Linked DNA regions of Homo sapiens: region 1 is linked to region 2. A link is an interaction called in ENCODE POLR2A ChIA-PET data of the cell type or tissue named here. Cell type or tissue: B cell. All regions are shown on one strand. Links, peaks and the distances in the headings refer to the core of each region. The heading gives the core; the rest is flanking DNA.

Region 1 (8,817 bases), core at 1,189-6,188, 250 kb before region 2:
AGCAATCCTCCTGCCTTAGCTTCCCAAAGTGCTGGGATTACAGGTGTGAGCCCCCACACCCAGCCCACTTCCGCTCTTAGGGAGAGGCGAGTGCATTTCAGAGAGCACTCGATGCTCCCAAAAGAAGAAGTTGACAGAGCCCACGTCCCCTCAGCCCTTCACACAGCCTCCCCTTGTCTTCCTCTCCTACTCAGCACTGTGGCTGCACTAGGACCCCTCATGATGACCAAGATCCTCATAAAGAGGACAAGAAGTTCATCCAGTACCAGTCAGGCCAATATCCCAAAATTAGCATAACTGGCAGAAATGCAGAGGCATCAACAACTCCTCTTGACAACAGGGTTGGTAGAAGAATCAAGGGCCTAATTTTGATGCCTGGCACAGGTTATGGGAGCAGCAGAGTACATGCTGCCCAGCGGCTTCCAGAAGCTCCTGGTCCACCCCGTCAAGAAGCCGGAGGTCCTGCTGAGGTGCAACACATCTCAGTGTGCTGAGACTGCCCTCAATGTTGCCCCCAAGAACTGCAAAGCCATCCTGGAAACAGTGGCCCAGCTGCCCATTGGAGTCACCAATCCCAGTGCCAAGCTGTGCAGCAAAGAAAAGGATTAGACTGCTCATGTGCACGTTTTATTTGTTTTTAAATTAAAAAACAAAAAAAAGAAAGAAGGAGGAAGTGGAGGAAGAGGAAGGAGGAGGGAGGAGGAGGAGGAATTTACATCAGCAGGCCGATCACATACTAGTCCTTGAATTCATGGTTGAATGTACTGACCATTCTCCCTACGGACACTTGAAGGTTTCCATCAAACCCTTCATAACATATTGCATAATTGTGGACTCTAGACTTGGGCCACAACTGAGTGATTTTTTTTTTCTCAAACCCAATTCCACAAAGTAAAAGCCTGATGAAATACAGTGAAGGCTGATGCCTTATTAACTGTGTTTCCCAAATCCAGAGCTCTAAAAAGGTTCTGCATACAGTCATTCATTCAATGCTTAACGACTGAGCATTAATTCCATGCTAAGTACTGAACTCAGCACTAGGAATAAGAAGGCGACCTAGAGGCATATCCTCTCTCTAAAGATGCATAGAGCCTCATTGGAATGATCAGCCGTGTCTCCAGAGAGCTACAAGGCAGTTTTCAATTGGTAAATGCCCTGAGAGTGATGGGCTTGTGGCATGTGTAAGGGTTAGACAGACCTGGGACCTAGACATGACACCACTCCTGACGAATTATGTGAGTGTGGGTGTTTCACAACCACAATGAGATGCAATGCCTGCACTTGTAACATGGAAATAGTGATGGCATGCCGGCCCCGCCAGATTGCTGTGAGAAGTCAGCGGCAGAGACATGCAACATTCTCAGCACAGTGCTTGCCATGTAGTAAGGGCCTAGTCAGTGCTAGTGATTCCTTTCAATATTCCTAAGATGCAGATAAGGGAACAGCCCAGAGGAGGGGGAGCACTTCCAGAGGGAGGGATGCGGTGAGACTTCCTTCAGCAGGGTAGCACTGGAGCTGGGTGTTAAGGAGTGAGTGAGCTTTGGGCTTATGGATTTAACAGAGGAAACCAAGAAAAGAGGAGGCGGTGTTGCAGGAACAGTGAGCAGTTGATGATTTTTATTTTGTTCTCTGGTCTGCTTGGGAACATTTTTGTGGCAAAGACAGCATGAAGGATAGCGAAGAATTAATACTGAAGAGATAGGCCAGGGCAGGTTATGAAGGATTTTGAATACCGGGCTAAGAAATGTGGGCTTAATTTCAAAGACATTATGGACACTCCTAAAATGTTACGTTGTAGATAAGGGAAAAGTATTCTTCCAGAAGATTAAATTGGGGCTGGGCACGGTGGCTCACGCCTGTGATCCCAGCACTTTGGGAGGCGAAGTGGGCAGATCACCTGAGGTCAGGAGTTTGAGATCAGCCTGGCCAACGTGGTGAAGCCCCATCTCTACTGAAAAAAAAAATTAGCCGGGCATGGTGGTGGGTGCCTGTAATCTCAGCTACTTGGGAGGCTGAAGCAGGAGAATCACATGAACCTGGGAGGCAGAGGTTGCAGTGAGCCAAGATTGCACCACTGCATTCCAGTGGGCGACAGAGCAAGACTCAGTCAAAAAAAAAAAAGATTAAACTGGAAGCAATGGGTAAGAATGGTGGAGTGGAGAGACACATTTGAGTGAGGGAAGCCAGCTGAAAAGCTGTACAGACGTCTAGACAAAATGTGACACAAGCATGCCTTCACCTCCCTGCAAAGACCACAGACCACTGAGCTCCAAAGGGGGTTTGGAATCCTTGTCCTGGGCCGCCATTGGTAACTCATCAGTGCTGGCTTGAGAGATAAACTCTATTATCCATCCCTGAACTAAAATCATGACAGAAGTGGCCAGGGAGCTTTGCTGCTATCCCCCCAGGAAACACGTCCTCCACTCAAATGGAAAGAGGACCCTCTGACAACATCTGTGGGACCCAACAGCACTGGTCACCACAAGCCACAAAATGTTAACAAAGTCAGTTTTCAATTGTTAGGGACGGAGGACTCAGTTCATGATTCATACAAACCAACTGTTCTCTCCCAGTGTTTTCTGGGTGGCACAACCCACAAGTCAACAGTGGCTTGGGAACTAGACATTTGAGTAGAGTTGGGTTATTTGATTCATAGTGGATTTTGGTTTTCCACGGGACCCCTGTGCCCTTGTCTAGTAGAATCTGGTGGAAATTACAAACTGCAGAAATTCAACTCAGTGCCGCAATAACAGGATGCACCTGTAGATTTCGTAGAATTAGCAGCAGCATTCTTTCAATACCAGTTTGAGAGAAATAACCCTGTTTGCATAGTGCCAACTGGGGCAGAATCTGAAGTGTCTTGCCTGCCTCTCGGCCATGGGAGGCACCGATCTCAGCAACATCTATCCAACCGCCATCCACTTAACAAGCAAAGATGGAAGGCCCTCGTGCTCCAGGCTATCCTGCAATGGTTCATTTGCTTTTGATGGGATTATCACTTTGACAGATGTGCTTGCAATTAACTGGGGGCTTTCTGCTTCCAATCCAAATTCCCACAGGTGGATCACTGGCTCTTGGGGAGCAAAAACCCTTCTTTGTTTGTTTTTGCTTCTCCCAGAGCCTGGGCAGAGCTCCCCATTCCTGGATCCTACGTTGATATGCACTGAATTGAATTATACTAAAGGGTGCACCCAAGAGTGCATGAGCGAAGTAAAATGTAATTTGTGGGACCTCATGTGGACATTTCAGGTCCGTGTGTACAAGATAAAGGAGAGAAAATCCTGGGGGACACCACAGGCCTGGGAAAATGACCTCCTACTAAGCCTAACAAGAACATCCAGTACATAAACAGCAGGCTCTCTGCAACCGCTTCAGTCCTTCCACTGCCACGCTCCCAGAAAGCAAAGGGTTATCTCCTGTTCGGATTTTGGCTCTGAGACCACAGCTCAGCACATCACTCCTCTAGAGAAAAGAAAGTCTAAGATGAGAGAGTGAGGCTGCTTTCATGTGGTGCCAGCGTATAGTGCAGGGCAGGCCTGATTGCTGAACGGATCCCTGCAGACGTGAGCGGTCACTTCCCCTTTTGAGGGCCCATTTCTTTTCCTCTTTGAGGAGACTGTGAGCGTCCTCAGTGCAGGGCTATGTTTTAGCTTCTTGGCTCTCCTCACAGGTTCTAGCATAATTCTTTGATTAATTGCAGTCAACGTTTATTGATGGATTATGTGACAGAGGTGAAATTCTTTGATCTGGGTTTCAGCTTTTCCTTTCCCCCACTCCCTCCTTTTTCTTTTTTTTTTTTTTTTTTTTAGAGGCGAGGTCTTGCTCTGTGGCCCTGGCTGGAGTGCAGTGGTGCAATCATAGCTCATTGCAGCCTTGACCTCCTGGGGTCAAGCGAACCTCAACGTCTTGGCCTCCTGAGTAGCTGGGACTATAGGCATGCGCCACCACGCTCAGCTTCACCTTTTCCTTTCCTTGTGCTCCCCTGGCAGATATGCTGGTAAACAATGAACCAGTCAAGAGGACAGCAACAGGAGGAAAATGGGAGAAACCCCATTATTCGTGGACTAAACAGGCTTCCCACTAGTCCTGGCTCACAGAGGAAGTCATGCTCCATGTTTCAAATGTCCTCAAAGCTCGTTCAACTCCAAAATGCATGAAGACAAAATGGGAATTTTACTCAAGATTTTTGTGGGCTGTTGGGGAGAAGAGTTAACATTGCAAAGCATATTGCAAACTCTTATCTTCAAATGATTTTAAAATTTTCTTCCAAGCTCTTTATTATTTCTCCAGAGCTGCCCTGCTCTTCCCACTCTGGGTCCTTTCTCTGCCACTCTCCTCAGCATGACTTCTCCCTAATCGGCCAGCATTTCTTTTATTCTATAGAGCAAGTTTTCTTGCCCTGGGCACCTCTCATTTGCATGTTATACCACCACACCAAGTGAGCCTCAGAGCACCAGTGTTTTAATCCCTGAAAACAGTCCTTACGGGATTCAGCACAGAGGTCCTCTTGGCAGCCTGTAGTCTCCAGAGTGACACGTCCTCAACAGTCAAAGTGAGCAAGCTATGGTGCCCATCACCAAGTGGGGCTCACCATTTCCCTCTGCGTTCACTTCTCTCCTACCTTCTTCCTTATCCCATCCTTCCTCCTTCCTTTTTTTTTCTGCATTCAATTATTCATGGTTATTCATTTCATACGGGCATCTGTGCCACTTGGTTCTACAGGCATTTTTTTTTTTTGAGACAGACTTTTGCCCTTGTCCCCCAGGCTGGCGTGCAGCGGTGTGATCTTGGCTCACTGCAATCTCCACCTCCTAGGTTCAAGCAAGTCTCCTGCCTTAGCCTCCCAAGTAGCTGGAATTACAGGCATGTGCCACCAAGCCCGGCAAATTTTTGTATTTTTAGTAGAGACAGGGTTTCACCATGTTGGCCAGGCTGGTCTCAAACTCCTGACCTCAGGTGATCTGCCTGCCTCGGCCTCCCAAAGTGCTGGGATAACAGGCGTGAGCCATCGTGCTCGGCCGGTTCTATGGGCATTGTGGAAGTGACCGTTAACAAGCCCCAAGGGTAAGTAAAGGAAAATGAAAGGTGATTGATTCCTCACCACCTCTCCCCTTTTTTCCTCTACTCTTTGCCCCTGCTCCCCAATCTAGACTCTAATAAACAGAAATGATTTTTGTTGCAAGCTGAAAACTCGTTCTTGTGGTTGGGGCTAGGGGGGTGGCAAGTCAAGCTTTAGAGTTGTCTGGATAATAAATGCTGTCTTCAAGGACTGTCCAACATTGTAGGAACAAGAGAACAACCCAAGTGAACAACTAACTCCTGTTCACAAATGCTACTGCCTCTCTGCCATCCCCTAACCTCAGCCTCACACACTTGAATTTCGCCAATCCATTTGATGAGCTCAAATCAGTGAATTTTCTCCTCGCCAAAGCTCACAAATTCTGTTCCCCGCTTCTTGCCCCACATCCAGGCATTACCAACTGCATTTTCCCTTTGCCTGATATTCTGGCATCAAGCCTCCTTGCCATTCCAATTTATTTCACCTTCCTCCAGTCCTTATGATTTCCTTCCTGAAGAGTATTTCAGCATCTCTATGCCTCAATCTTCCCTGCACACCACACCAGCTCGGCCTCATCATCACATCACTTGGCTATGTCCCGCCTGGGTTAGACAGCTTCAGTGGCTGAAGTCCATAGATCTTATTCTGTTTTTCGAGGTCCACCTGACTCTGAATCCAGCTGATATTTCTGCCCTTAGCTTCTACCCCTCTCTACTTCTGGTTAACTATGGACCACACTCTGCTTCCTCAGGAACCACCTACCAAGGCCGTATCCATCCTTCAAGGACAATACGTGGGCCTTTCCTGATCACATCAGCTCAACAACTTTTCCCTCCTACATTTCAATTGCTCTTCTTACCATAATCATTAGTATTCACCCCACTGTACGTCTAGAAAGAAAGTGGTCTTAAACCTAAGGGAAGGCAGTCTAGGTCAGAAATTTGTTGTCCGCTGTTCTGAGCAGTTTCTTCTAGGAAGTACCAAACATTTCTGATAATAGAATTGAGCAATTTCCTGATGAAGTGAGACTCAGCTTGCACTGTTGACCGGCTGTCCCTGGATGAACCTAGTTACTTTTAACCAAATGTTCCTTTCTTGAACTTGTTCCTTTCTTGAACTTAATCTACCAATGTTATCTAGATAACTTTCCTCAAAAAAAAAAAAAAAAAAAAAAACCCTCTACTAGGAAAGAAATCTTTGAACCGGACTTATTGGAAATTACCTCCTTGCAGCAGGTTTGAAACAAAACTTTGAATTTGCCTCACAAAGAATTTGTCTGAAACTGCTTTAGTATATGCTAGTTATATTTGTATGCACATGTGGCTTCATACATAGTGGTTGGACACCCATATGTGTTATGCACTTTGTTAGGTGACGTAAGTTCACAGATAAACTGGACATAGGGCTATCCTCTAGAGGCCCACAGTTTGACACCTTAACCTGAGATCCTTGGACCTTTGAAGTTCAGAGTGCCCACAACCGCTGGGTGTGGTGGCTCACACTTGTAATCCCAGTACTCTGCAGGGCTGAGGTGGGAGGATCGCTTGAGTCCAGGAGTCTGAGACCAGCCTGGGCAACATGACAAAACCCCATCTCTACAAAAATTACAAAAAAAATTAGCCAGGCCTGGTGGTGCATGCCTGTGGTCCCAGTTACTTGAGAGGCTGAAGTGGGAGGATCACTTGAGTCAAGGAGGTAGAGGCTGCAGTGAGTTGAGATGGCAACACTGCACTCCAGAAACCCCATCTCAAACAAAACAGAGCAAAACAAAACAAACTGCCCATAATGCTCCTGAAACTTCCTACGGATTTATCCAGAGTATGTGCTGATGTGCATTTTTTCCAAGGAGGGAAACCAAAGGTTCTATCAAATTAAGAAAAGAGTTTTTACCATTGTGGAAGACAGTATGGCGATTCCTCAAGCATCTAAAATCAGAAATACCATTTGACCCAGCAATCCTATTACTGGGTATATACCCAAAGGAATAGAAATCATTCTACTATAAAGTCACATGCACCCGTATGTTTATTGCAGCACTATTTACAATAGCAAAATGGAACCAACTGAAATGCCCATCAATGAGACTAGATAAAGAAAATGTGATACATATACACCATGGAATACTATGCAGCCATGAAAAGGAATGAGATCATGTCCTTGGCAGGGACATGGATGAAGCTGGAAGCCATTATCCTCAGCAAACTAACACAGGAACAGAAAACCAAATGCCGCATGTTCTCACTCATAAGTGGGAGTTGAACAATGACAGCACATAGACATAGGGAGGGGAACATCACACGCCAGGGCCTGCTGCAGGGTGGGGGGTGGGGTGTGAGGGGAGGGAACTTAGAAGACAGGTGAGTAGGTGCAGCAGACCACCATGGCGCACTTATACCTATGTAACCAACCTGCACGTTCTACACATGTATCCTGGAACTTAAATTAAAAACAAAAAAGAGTTTTTAATCCAAAAAAGATTAACAGCAACTAGAAGAAAGAAAGAGATATAAACAGTGAATTGCAATGCAGCACGGCAGGTGTTATGATGGAGTAGAAAGGACTGGAAAAGGCCTCCTGGAGGAAGGGACACTCAAGTGTCTTTCCATTTCACCTGTAAACTCATTAAGGGCAAAAGCTTTGCTACAGCTTCAGTATGAGATCCTGGGCAATCCGTGACAAAATGGGTCTGCTTTTGCACCCCCAACTTCTTCTCACATCCCTGCATCGTGCCATGCAGCATCAACTGGAAACCTCAGCATCAGCAAACGACGACAGAGCGTTCATCCGTAAGGTGAACCAGAAAAGCCAGTTCAATGACTTGTTTAACCATGGTCCATCTCAGAACCAAGAGTTGGGCCTCTTATTTACCAGAAAAATTGTGGGGGCTTTGTGATATGGCTTTAAAAAAATCTTGTAATTGCCAGGCGTGGTGGCTCACACCTGTAATCCCAGCACTTTGGGAGGCCGAGGTGGGTGAATCGCCTAAGGTCAGGAGTTCGAGACCAGCCTGACCAACATGGTGAAACTCCGTCTCTACTAAAAATACAAAAACTAGCTGGATGTGGTGACGCGTGCCTGTAATCCTAGCTACTCAGGAGGCTGACGCAGGAGAATCACTTGAACCTGGGAGGCAGAGGTTGCAGTGAGCCAAGATTGTGCCATTGCGCTCCAAAAAAAAAAAAAAAAAGACATTAACATAAATTTAAATATTTTATAATGACAATCCACATTAACTACTTAAAGCATAAGCTATTTTCCAGGAGAGGCAGCAAGTGCATTCTACTCCCATGCCCAAGAAGAAAGGAGCGTGACTTTGGTGGGAGTACTAGGAGTTTCTACTGGAGCACTTGCCCGCAGAGTGAGAAACGTTCCTAGAGAGGAAGTTATACCTGCTGTGGAATTTAAGAGAATCTTGTCATATTTTGACAAGTTTTTTGAGATGGAAGTCTCACTCTGTCGCCCAGGCTGGAGTGCAGTGGCGCAATCTCAGCTCACTGCAGCCTGCACCTCCTCGGTTCCAGCTATTCTCTTGTCTCAGCCTCCTGAGTAACTGGGATTACAGGCGCCCGCCACTACGCCTGGCTAATTTTTGTATTTTTAGTAGAAATGGGGTTTTACCATGTTGGCCAGACTGGTCTCAAACTCCCGACCTCAGGTGATCTGCCTGCCTCAGCCTCCCAAAGTGCTGGAATTACAGGCGTGTGCCACTGCGCCTGGCTAATTTTTTTTTTTTTTTTTTTTTTTTTTTTTTTTTAGTA
Region 2 (8,817 bases), core at 1,689-6,688:
AGCGTCCCGAGTAACTGGGATTACAGGCACTCACCACAAAGCCCGGCTAATGTTTGTATTTTTGGTAGAGACGGGGTTTCACCATGTTGGCCAGGCTGATTTCGAACTCCTGACCTCAAGTGACCCACCCACCTCGGCCTTCTAAAGTGCTGGGATTGCAGGCATGAGCCACCATGTCTGGCCTGGATTAAATTTTTTTAAAGGTATGTAGATATCCTAAATACATCTCTGGGAAAATGTCCCCTAAACCACCCAAGAGTCAGGGTACATAGAATCAGGATAGAAAGCTTCATGTCTAGGATTAAGGACATGGAACTGACACCTGTATTAGGGTATCTGTCCATCCTTTCCACAGGCGTGGATTTCCGGCAGCCATATTTCTGTCACATAATACTGTTAATACCGGACTGATTAATTGAATCAAGTTGGATGCAGGCCCCAAGTTGGGCCAATCAGATTATCTCCTCTGGAAATTTGATACTGAATGATGAAAACCAAGCTAGTCTAGCTCAGTGGTTCTCCACCAAAGGCAATTTTTGCCCACAGGGGACACTGGCAATGTCTGGAGCCATGACGATTTTCACGACTTGGAGGTGAAGTAGAGTGGCTGCTACTGGCATCCAGTGGGTAGAGGCCAGAGGTGCTGCTAAACACCCTACAATGCGCAGGACAGCCCCACGACAAAGAATGACCTGGCCTAAAATGTCAATTGTGTGAGGCTGAGAGACTTGGCTCTAGGTTTGAGCTCTAGGTTTGAGCAAGGGAAGCCAACAAAGTCAACCATAGAGAGAGAAAAAAATCAAGAAGTTGCACAGAGGGGCTGAGCTTAGACACAGCGAGTTTTCTAGTGCCTGATTCCAGTTCCTTCCAGAGACCGGACTACATTTTTGCCCCTTTATTCTTCTAATAAATTGTCCTTTATACCTAAGATAGCTGGATGTGGTTTTAGTTAACTTGTAATCAAAATCACTTTATTTATCTATTTATTTGTTTGTTTGTTTATTTAGAGACGGAGTCTTGTTCTGTCGCCCAGGCTGGAGTGCAGTGGCATGATCTCAGCTCACTGCAACCTCCACCTCCTGGGTTCAAGTGATTCTCCTGCCTCAGCCTTCCGAGTGGCTAGGACTACAGGCGCCCGCCACCATGCAGGCCTAATTTTTGTATTTTTAGTAGAGACGGGGTTTCACCATGTTAGCCAGGTTGGTCTTGAATTCCTGACCTCAGGTGATCTGCCCACCTTGGCCTCCCAGAATGCTGGGATTACAGGCGTGAACCACGGCGCCTGGCCCAAAATCACTTTAATTAACACAAGAAGTATTCAAGTGAATGACTAAAGTGACCTAAGAAACACTAAGGCCTGGGCAGCTTAGAGATCACTCTAGTCTTTAAGATGATACAAAGAAATTAAATGAAATAGTCAGTGGTCATTGCTTATCCATGATAGTCGTGCTAGAATGAGTTGAAGCTTTTTGAAGAGCAAATGCATGTAAGACATGCCTGCACCATGCTTACCAGCCTTTTGGGAATCAGGACACCTGGCTGACTTGCTCTGCCACTATGCACAAGCCCCACTCAATGCCACCAACTCCGAGTCCTTCTATACAAAGCGCCTCACAGAGCTGCTACTAATTACACACTTCCAAGTGATTTCTATTGGAATTGTATTTTCTATTTCCATGTGTATATCAGGTTAGGTGCTGATTTCATTCCCCCACGTACAGAAATTCAATAAACGTTGTGTTCTATGGCAAATAATATAGTTTGGATATTTGTCCCCTCCAAATCTCATGTGGAAATTTGGTCCCCAGTGTTGGAAGTGGGGCCTGGTGGGAGGTGTTTTTGGATTGTGGGAACAGATCCATCATGCATGTCTCAGGGCCGTCCTCACGATCATGAATGAGTTCTTGTTATTAGTTCCTGCAAGAACTGGTTGTTGAAAAGAGACTGGCACCTTTGTCTTTCCCTTCCTTCCTCTCTCACTATGTGATCTCTGCACATGGCACCCCTTTGCCTTCTCCCAGGAGTGGAAGCTTCCTGAGGCTTCACCAGAAGCAAATGCTGGTGCCATGTTTCTTGTACAGCCTGTAGAACCATGAGCCAAATAAACCTCTTTTCTTTATAAATTACCCAGCTTCAGGTGTTCCTTCATAACAACATAAGTGGACTAGAACTGCAAGCCACTGGAAATGGTCTTTAAAAAAAAAAAAATTCAAGTGTAAAAAAATTTATCAGGCAGCCTCCTGAACCAGAATAGGTTCAGAGCAACTCCTGGAAATGGTCTTTGATACTCAATTTTTTCCCACAAGTTATTTTTTCCTTTATCTAAATTGAAGAAATATTGTGAATGAATTCATTTGTCTACATGTATGTTTTCTTAATCATTTCGGAGTCATTGACCCTTTTGGGACAATGGAGCCTGTCTCTGAAAATAATGCCCATCCAGTACAATTATACTCGAGTTAGGAACCCCTGCATTAAATACTTTTTCTTTTTCTTTTTCTTTTTTTTTTTTTTTTTTTTTTTGAGACAGAGTCTTGCTCTGTCACCCAGGCTGGAGTGCAGTGGCACGATCTTGGTTCACTGCAACCTCCGCCTCCTGGGTTCAAGCGATTCTCGTGCCTCAGCCTCTCAAGTAGCTGAGACTACAGGGGTACACCACTGCACCTGAGTAATTTTTTGTATTTTTAGTAGAGATGGGGTTTCACCCTATTGGCCAGGCCGGTCTCAAATTCCTGACCTCAGGTGATCTGCCTGCCTTGGCCTCTGAAAGTGCTGGGATTGCAGGTGTGAGCTACTGTTTCCGGCCCACTAAATACTTATTAACTGCCTACTCTGAGCTAGATGGTGATGGAAAAAAAAAAAAAGATGAATAATGTAGAGTTCTACCCCAGAGCAGCAAACACCCAGTTACAAGCCAGGGTGATACATGGTAAGAGAATACTATGGGAACCCGGCATAAAGGAATTTCATCCAGATTAGGGGATCCAGGAAAGATCCCTGGGGGCTGTGACATGTATACTGAGACTTCAAGCAAGTAGGAGAAAGCAAGGCCCACCCGAAGGATGGGGGCAGGGGTGGGTACATTCCAGACAGAGGGGAAAAGCATGCAGAAGGGAAAGAGCATGGCAGGTGCATGGAACACAGAAATGTTTGGTGTAGCCCAGCCAGTCATTGGTCTGTTAGTTCCCAGCTCCATTCTTGGTTTCGTCTGTATATCTGGGACTGAGAGCCTGCAAAACACATTTCCCAGATCCCTTTGCTAACTGGCTTCTGGCTAGGTGCTGCCAATGGAAGGTACTGGTGGAAGACTGGAGCCAGGAGGAGGAGAGACACTAAGTCCCCTGCTTTGGTGGCACTGCCACCAGTGGTAGTAGCCACCCCAATGAGTGGGGACCCCGGGGCCCAGCAATAGCTGTGGCAGGAGTCACTTCAGTAGCTTCAGAGACAGAAGGACTCTGGCAGTGGCAGTAATGGTGGTGGATGACTTCAGGTTCCACTGGCCTCAGCAGCACAAATCATTGGGAAACACAAGCGCAGGGCAACAGCAGTTTCCCTCTTGCTTCAGCCTAGAGTTTCAGGTAGTTCTACATCTGTGGGCAATGTTATTTTTTGCCACTCCAGCTCTTTCAACAGTTTTGAAATCAATTCCCTACATTATCTCTGTGTAAAATACTTAAAGTAGTTCATGTCTTTCTGACTGGATGCTGACTAATACAGCAACTGAATCAGAAACTATGATGAGTAGTTCCAGCTACTTGGGAGGCTGAGGTGGGAGGATCACTTAAGCCCAGGAGTTCAAGGCCAGCCTGGAAAACATAGTGAAACCCCATCTCAAAAAAAAGAAAAAGAAAAAAATGAACATGGTGAGGGGTGGAAGAGGGTTGCAGTGAGAGATTTGGTGGAATAGGTAATTCACTCAAGTTCATGTTAGGAAACGACCAGGTGTATGGACTTTATCCTAACAGCAGTGGAGACCCATGAAAGATCTTAAAGACATGGTCAACTTGGTCACTTTTGATTTTTATAAAGATCACTTGAGCTATAATACAGAGAACAGGTTTGAGCCACCTGAACTGAACACCAAATGTCCCAATAGGAAGCTGGGGCCAGGATCTAGGAGAGAACTTGCTGGTCTGCACTCGGGTTGTGGCAGTGAGGTTGAAGAGAAGGGACTGGAAGGATTTTTATGAGGTGGAATGGCCAAAATTTAATGGGGTACTGTGGCAGATTAAAGATGGCTACCACTGGACATGGTGGCTCACGCCTGTAATCTCACCACTTTGGGAGGCTGCGGCTGGCAGATCACTTGAGGTTAGGAGTTTGAGACCAGCCTGGCCAACATGGTGAAACCCCATCTCTACTAAAAATATAAACATTAGCTGGGTGTGGTGGTGTGTGCCTGTAATCCCAGCTACTCAGGAGGCTGAGGCACGAGAATTGCTTGAACTTGGGAGAAGGAGGTTGCAGTGAGCCGAGATTGTGCCACTGCACTCCAACCTGGACAACAGAGCAAGACTCCATCTCAAAAAAAAAAAAAGATGGCTACCAATTTATTAATACTCTTCCAACGGAGAGACAGGCTCTACAGTTCTTCCATCTGAATTTTGGTGTGCTCTGTGATTGCACTGACAAACAGAACAAGACAGAAGTGACTCTGGGCCAGTTTCTGGGCCCAGGCCTTAAGAGACAAGCAACTTCCACTTCTTGTTTCTTTCAACACAACCACTCTGAGAAGTGCAAGCCAAACAGAGAGGCCACGCATAGCTGCTCTGGTTGACAGCCCCAGCTGAGCTCCCAGCCGATGGCCAGCCTCAGCTGTCAGCCACGTGGTTGTGCCATCTTGGATGTCCAGTCCAGTAAAACCTTCAGATGACTGCAGCCCAGCCACTAACTGAAGCCATCTGAAAGCCCAGGCAATTACCACCTGGGTGACCCATTCGATCCGTAAGAGATAATAATATGTTTTTTTTTTAAGCTGCTATTTTTTTTTTCAACTTAAGCCACTAAATTTTGGGGGTGGTTTGTACACTAGAATAGAAAACCAGAATAGATGTGGAAGGAGAGAGAGACAGCAGAACCAAGGATGATATCTAGAATTCTGGTTTGAGCAGAAATAAAGACTGGAAGTAGGGCTGGGTGCTGTGCTCCCACCTGTAATGCCAGCACTCTGGGAGGCTGAGGTGGGCGGATCACTTGAGGCCAGGAGTTCAAGACCAGCCTGGACAACATGGTGAAATCCTGTCTCTACTAAAAATATAAAAATTAGCTGGCCATGGTAGCTGGCGCCTGTAATCCCAGCTACTCGGGAGGCTGAGGCAGAAGAATCACTTGAACCCGGGAAGCGGAGGTTGCAGTGAGCCAAGATCCTGCCATTGCACTCCATCCTGGGCGACAAGAGAAAAACTCTGTCTCAAAAATAAATAAATAAATAAATAAAATAAAGACTGGGAGCAGACAAACAGTTTTTAGGGGATGGTTCTGGGTGAATGATCATAAGCTAGGAAATATATATTTTTGGAACTATATTAAAATTCCTTTCTAGAGATCCCACTATGTTCCCTCTGCAGCATTAGCTATCCAGGTTTTACACAGGTTTATGTTTTATAGATACCTATCTCTAAGACTCTTTAAAATATTAGTTTTAATATCTCTTCCTAGAAGAAAAGTTGTATTTCTCCAAAGTATCAAGAGGAACTGGGGCCTGGCGTGGTGGCTCACACCAGTAACCACAGCACCTACGGAGGTTGTGGTGGGCAGACTGCTTGAGCCCAGGAATTCAAGACTAGTCTGGGCAACAAGGTGACACTCCATCTCTACCAAAAATACAAAAATTAGCTGAGCATGGTGGGCACATGCCTGTACTCCTAGCTACTCAGGAGGCTGCGGAGGGAGGATCACTTCAGCCCGGGAGGCTGAGGCTGCACAGAGCTATGGTTGTGCCACTGCACTCTGGCCTGGGCAACAGAGTGAGACCCTGTCTTAAAAAAGAAAAAAGGAAACTAGTACCAATATCATCATATTCAGTCCTTGTTGATCTAGGGCTCAACTTCCAAGTCCCCTATTCATTTGTCAAATATTTACTCATCCTCTACTAGTTGCTCAGCCCTTTACTGGCTGTCCAGGCTTCATATCCCTGCCCCTATGGAGTTTACATCCAATTTGAAAAGCAAAGAACAAGTGAAGAAAATAATTACCCCCTCTAATAAGAGCAGTGAGAAACAAGCAGGGTACTGATAGAGAATGATGGTTGAGGGGAAAGCTGAGACCTAAGGAAGTGGAAAAAGTTAGCTGTATGAAGAAGTGCAGGGGGAAGTGAGGGGTGGTAGCCATGGAACCAAGAGTACAAAGGCCCTCGGGTGGTTGAAAGCTTGACCAGATTCTAGGAACCGAAACACATGCATGTTTGGGGTTTAATGATCAAGGAGCCAAGGAGCACTAAAAAATAGAGTTGGAGAGACATACAGAGGCTAGATTAAGGTATTAGGTCATATTTAAGGATTTACAATGTATCCCTTTTTTTTTTTTTTTTTTTTTTGAGATGGAGTCTTGCTCTGTCTCCCGGGCTGGAGTGCAGTGGCGCCATCTTGGCTCACTGCAACCTCTGCCTCCCAGGTTCCAGCAATTCTCCTGCCTCAGCCTCCTGAGTAGCTGGAATTACAGATGTGCACCACCACACCAGGCTAATTTTTGTATTTTTAGTAGAGACGGGGTTTCACCATGTTGGTCAGGCTGGTCTCGAACTCCTGACCTCAGGTGATCTGCCTCAGCCTCCCAAAGCACTGGGATTACAGGCGTTAGCCACCATGCCTGGCTAGGATCTACAATGTATTCTAAGTACAAAAGATATACAGAAGCCTGAACATGATCTGATGCGTGTTTTTAGAAGATAATGGACAGAACAGATAGGAGAAGAGGAAAAAGAGAGGGAAAAAAGCCTGTTGAGAAACTGCCACAGTGATGCAGGAGAGAAAAAGATGGTCTGGGCTGAGGTTCGCTCTCATTTTCTTTCCTTAGATTAAATCTCTCCTTTTCAAAGGGCAGATGGATGCTTAGTAAAAACAGATCAGCAAACAATTATTCCCATGTACCCAAGTATAAATAAGACTCCATGGATTCCTGCTTTGCATAAAGGTTTGAAATATTTTATTTTATTTTTTTTTTGAGACGGAGTCTGGCTCTGTCACTCAGGCTGGAGTGTAGTGGCGCGATCTTGGCTGACTGCAACCTCAGCCTCTCGGGTTCCACTGATTCTCCTGCCTGTCTCCCGAGTAGCTGGGACTACAGGCATGTGCCACCACACCTGGCTGATTTCAAGATTTGAAATATTTTAAAGATTGATGGTGTCCTGGTTTGATCTTGGGTTTTGGCACCAAAAAATAAAATTAAAAATAAAGATTGATGTTTACCACTCATCTTCACCAACCAACCTACTTCCCCTAAACCTAAGGTTTCACTGTAGCAGGAACTACCATCTGTGGCATGAGATCAACTCAACCAATTAGTGGCTTTCAAGCCTCTTCACCTTAAGCAGTATTTGTCATCTACAAGTTCCCTTGCAACTGGAATGGGTGGGGTGGAAGATCCAAGAAAAGCACAGAATTTTCTTTTTTTGAGACAGGGTTTTGCTCTGTTGCCCAGGCTAGAGTGCAGTGGCATCATCATGGCTTGACCTTCCTGGGCTCAAGTGATCCTCCCAGCTCAGCCTCCTGAGTAGCCAGGACTGCAGGCTCATGCCACCATGCCCAGCTGATTTTTTTTTTGAGACTGAGTCTCGCTTTGTCACCCAAGCTGGAGTGCAGTGGCACGATCTTGGCTCACTGCAACCTCTGCCTCCTGGGTTCAAGCAATTCTCTGCCTCAGACTCCTGAGTAGCTGGGATTACAGACGCCTGACACCACGCCCAACTAATTTTTGTAGTTTTCGTAGAGACGGGGTTTCACCATCTTGGGACGGGTTGGTCTTGAACTCCTGACCTCGTGATTCACCCGCCTTGGCCTCCCAAAGTGCTGGGATTACAAGCGTGAGCCACTGCACCCAGCCTGCCCAGTTTTTTTTTTTTTTTTTTTGAGACGGAGTCTCACTCTGTTGCCCAGGCGGGAGTGGAGTGGCGCGATCTCGGCTCACTTCAGCCTCCGTCTCCCGGGTTCAAGCGATTGCTCTGCCTCAGCTTCCCGGGTAGCTGGGACTACAGGCACGTGCCACCATGCCCGGCTAATTTTTGTATTTTTAGTAGAGATGGGGTTTCACCATATTGGCCAGGCTGGTCTCAAACTCCAAACTCCTGACCTTGTGATCCGCCTACCTCAGCCTCCCAAAGTGCTGGGATTACAGGCATCAATCACCGTGCCCGGCCTCCAGCTAATTTTTTTTATAGGGACAGTGTCTCTGTTACCTAGGCTCTACAGCACAGGCTGGTCCCAAGTGATTCTCCCATCTCCCACTCCTGGCCCCAAGTGATCCTCCCATCTCAGCCTCCCAAAGTGTTAGGATTACAGGTGTGAAGCACTGTGCCTGGCTCAGGTACAACATTTTAGATGCACTCAGTCCGTTAAGGCTTAGTCCAGGTTTGATTGTTATTGTCCTTCTGTTGGGCCATAGGGCCTGTACTGTGAACTAAAATGAACTTCAGTGTTAAGTAAGGAAGGGATCCTTATTAGCCTTAAATTCAATTCCCTTATCTCAGTGTCTTCAAGTTTCTCACAACTCTTGAGTATCGATAAAATAGTCTTCACCTAAAACATGGTTAACATAATTCAGTTGACATGCTTAAATTTCTCTTCAAGAGCCAGAGGCTGATGGCAATTGTGAAAAAAGCTC

What was found. Peaks named below come from ENCODE experiments on the same cell type or tissue, not always from the same donor. Only the 100,000 strongest peaks of a DNase experiment are listed, where the experiment ranks them.
Region 1: POLR2A ChIA-PET joins it to region 2 with 13 read pairs; 3 of 35 experiments call an interaction of 5 or more read pairs at or near these places.

Annotation. Positions count from the first base shown.
Region 1 is chr10:6,063,303-6,072,119 of GRCh38, reverse strand. It overlaps the pseudogene RPL32P23. Among named protein-coding and RNA genes, the nearest start is that of IL2RA, 5.3 kb to the right of the region's middle. RefSeq lists silencers at 3,410-3,499, 6,168-6,368. In B cell, for the core only: no CTCF peak of the experiment used is centred there; DNase peaks (open chromatin) are centred at 2,779 and 3,559; H3K4me3 peaks cover 1,906 bases; H3K27ac peaks cover 3,187 bases.
Region 2 is chr10:5,815,035-5,823,851 of GRCh38, reverse strand. No RefSeq gene overlaps it. Among named protein-coding and RNA genes, the nearest start is that of GDI2, 6.0 kb to the right of the region's middle. RefSeq lists enhancers at 4,930-4,979, 6,078-6,197, 6,218-6,287. In B cell, for the core only: no CTCF peak of the experiment used is centred there; DNase peaks (open chromatin) are centred at 4,721 and 6,341; H3K4me3 peaks cover 1,308 bases; H3K27ac peaks cover 3,882 bases.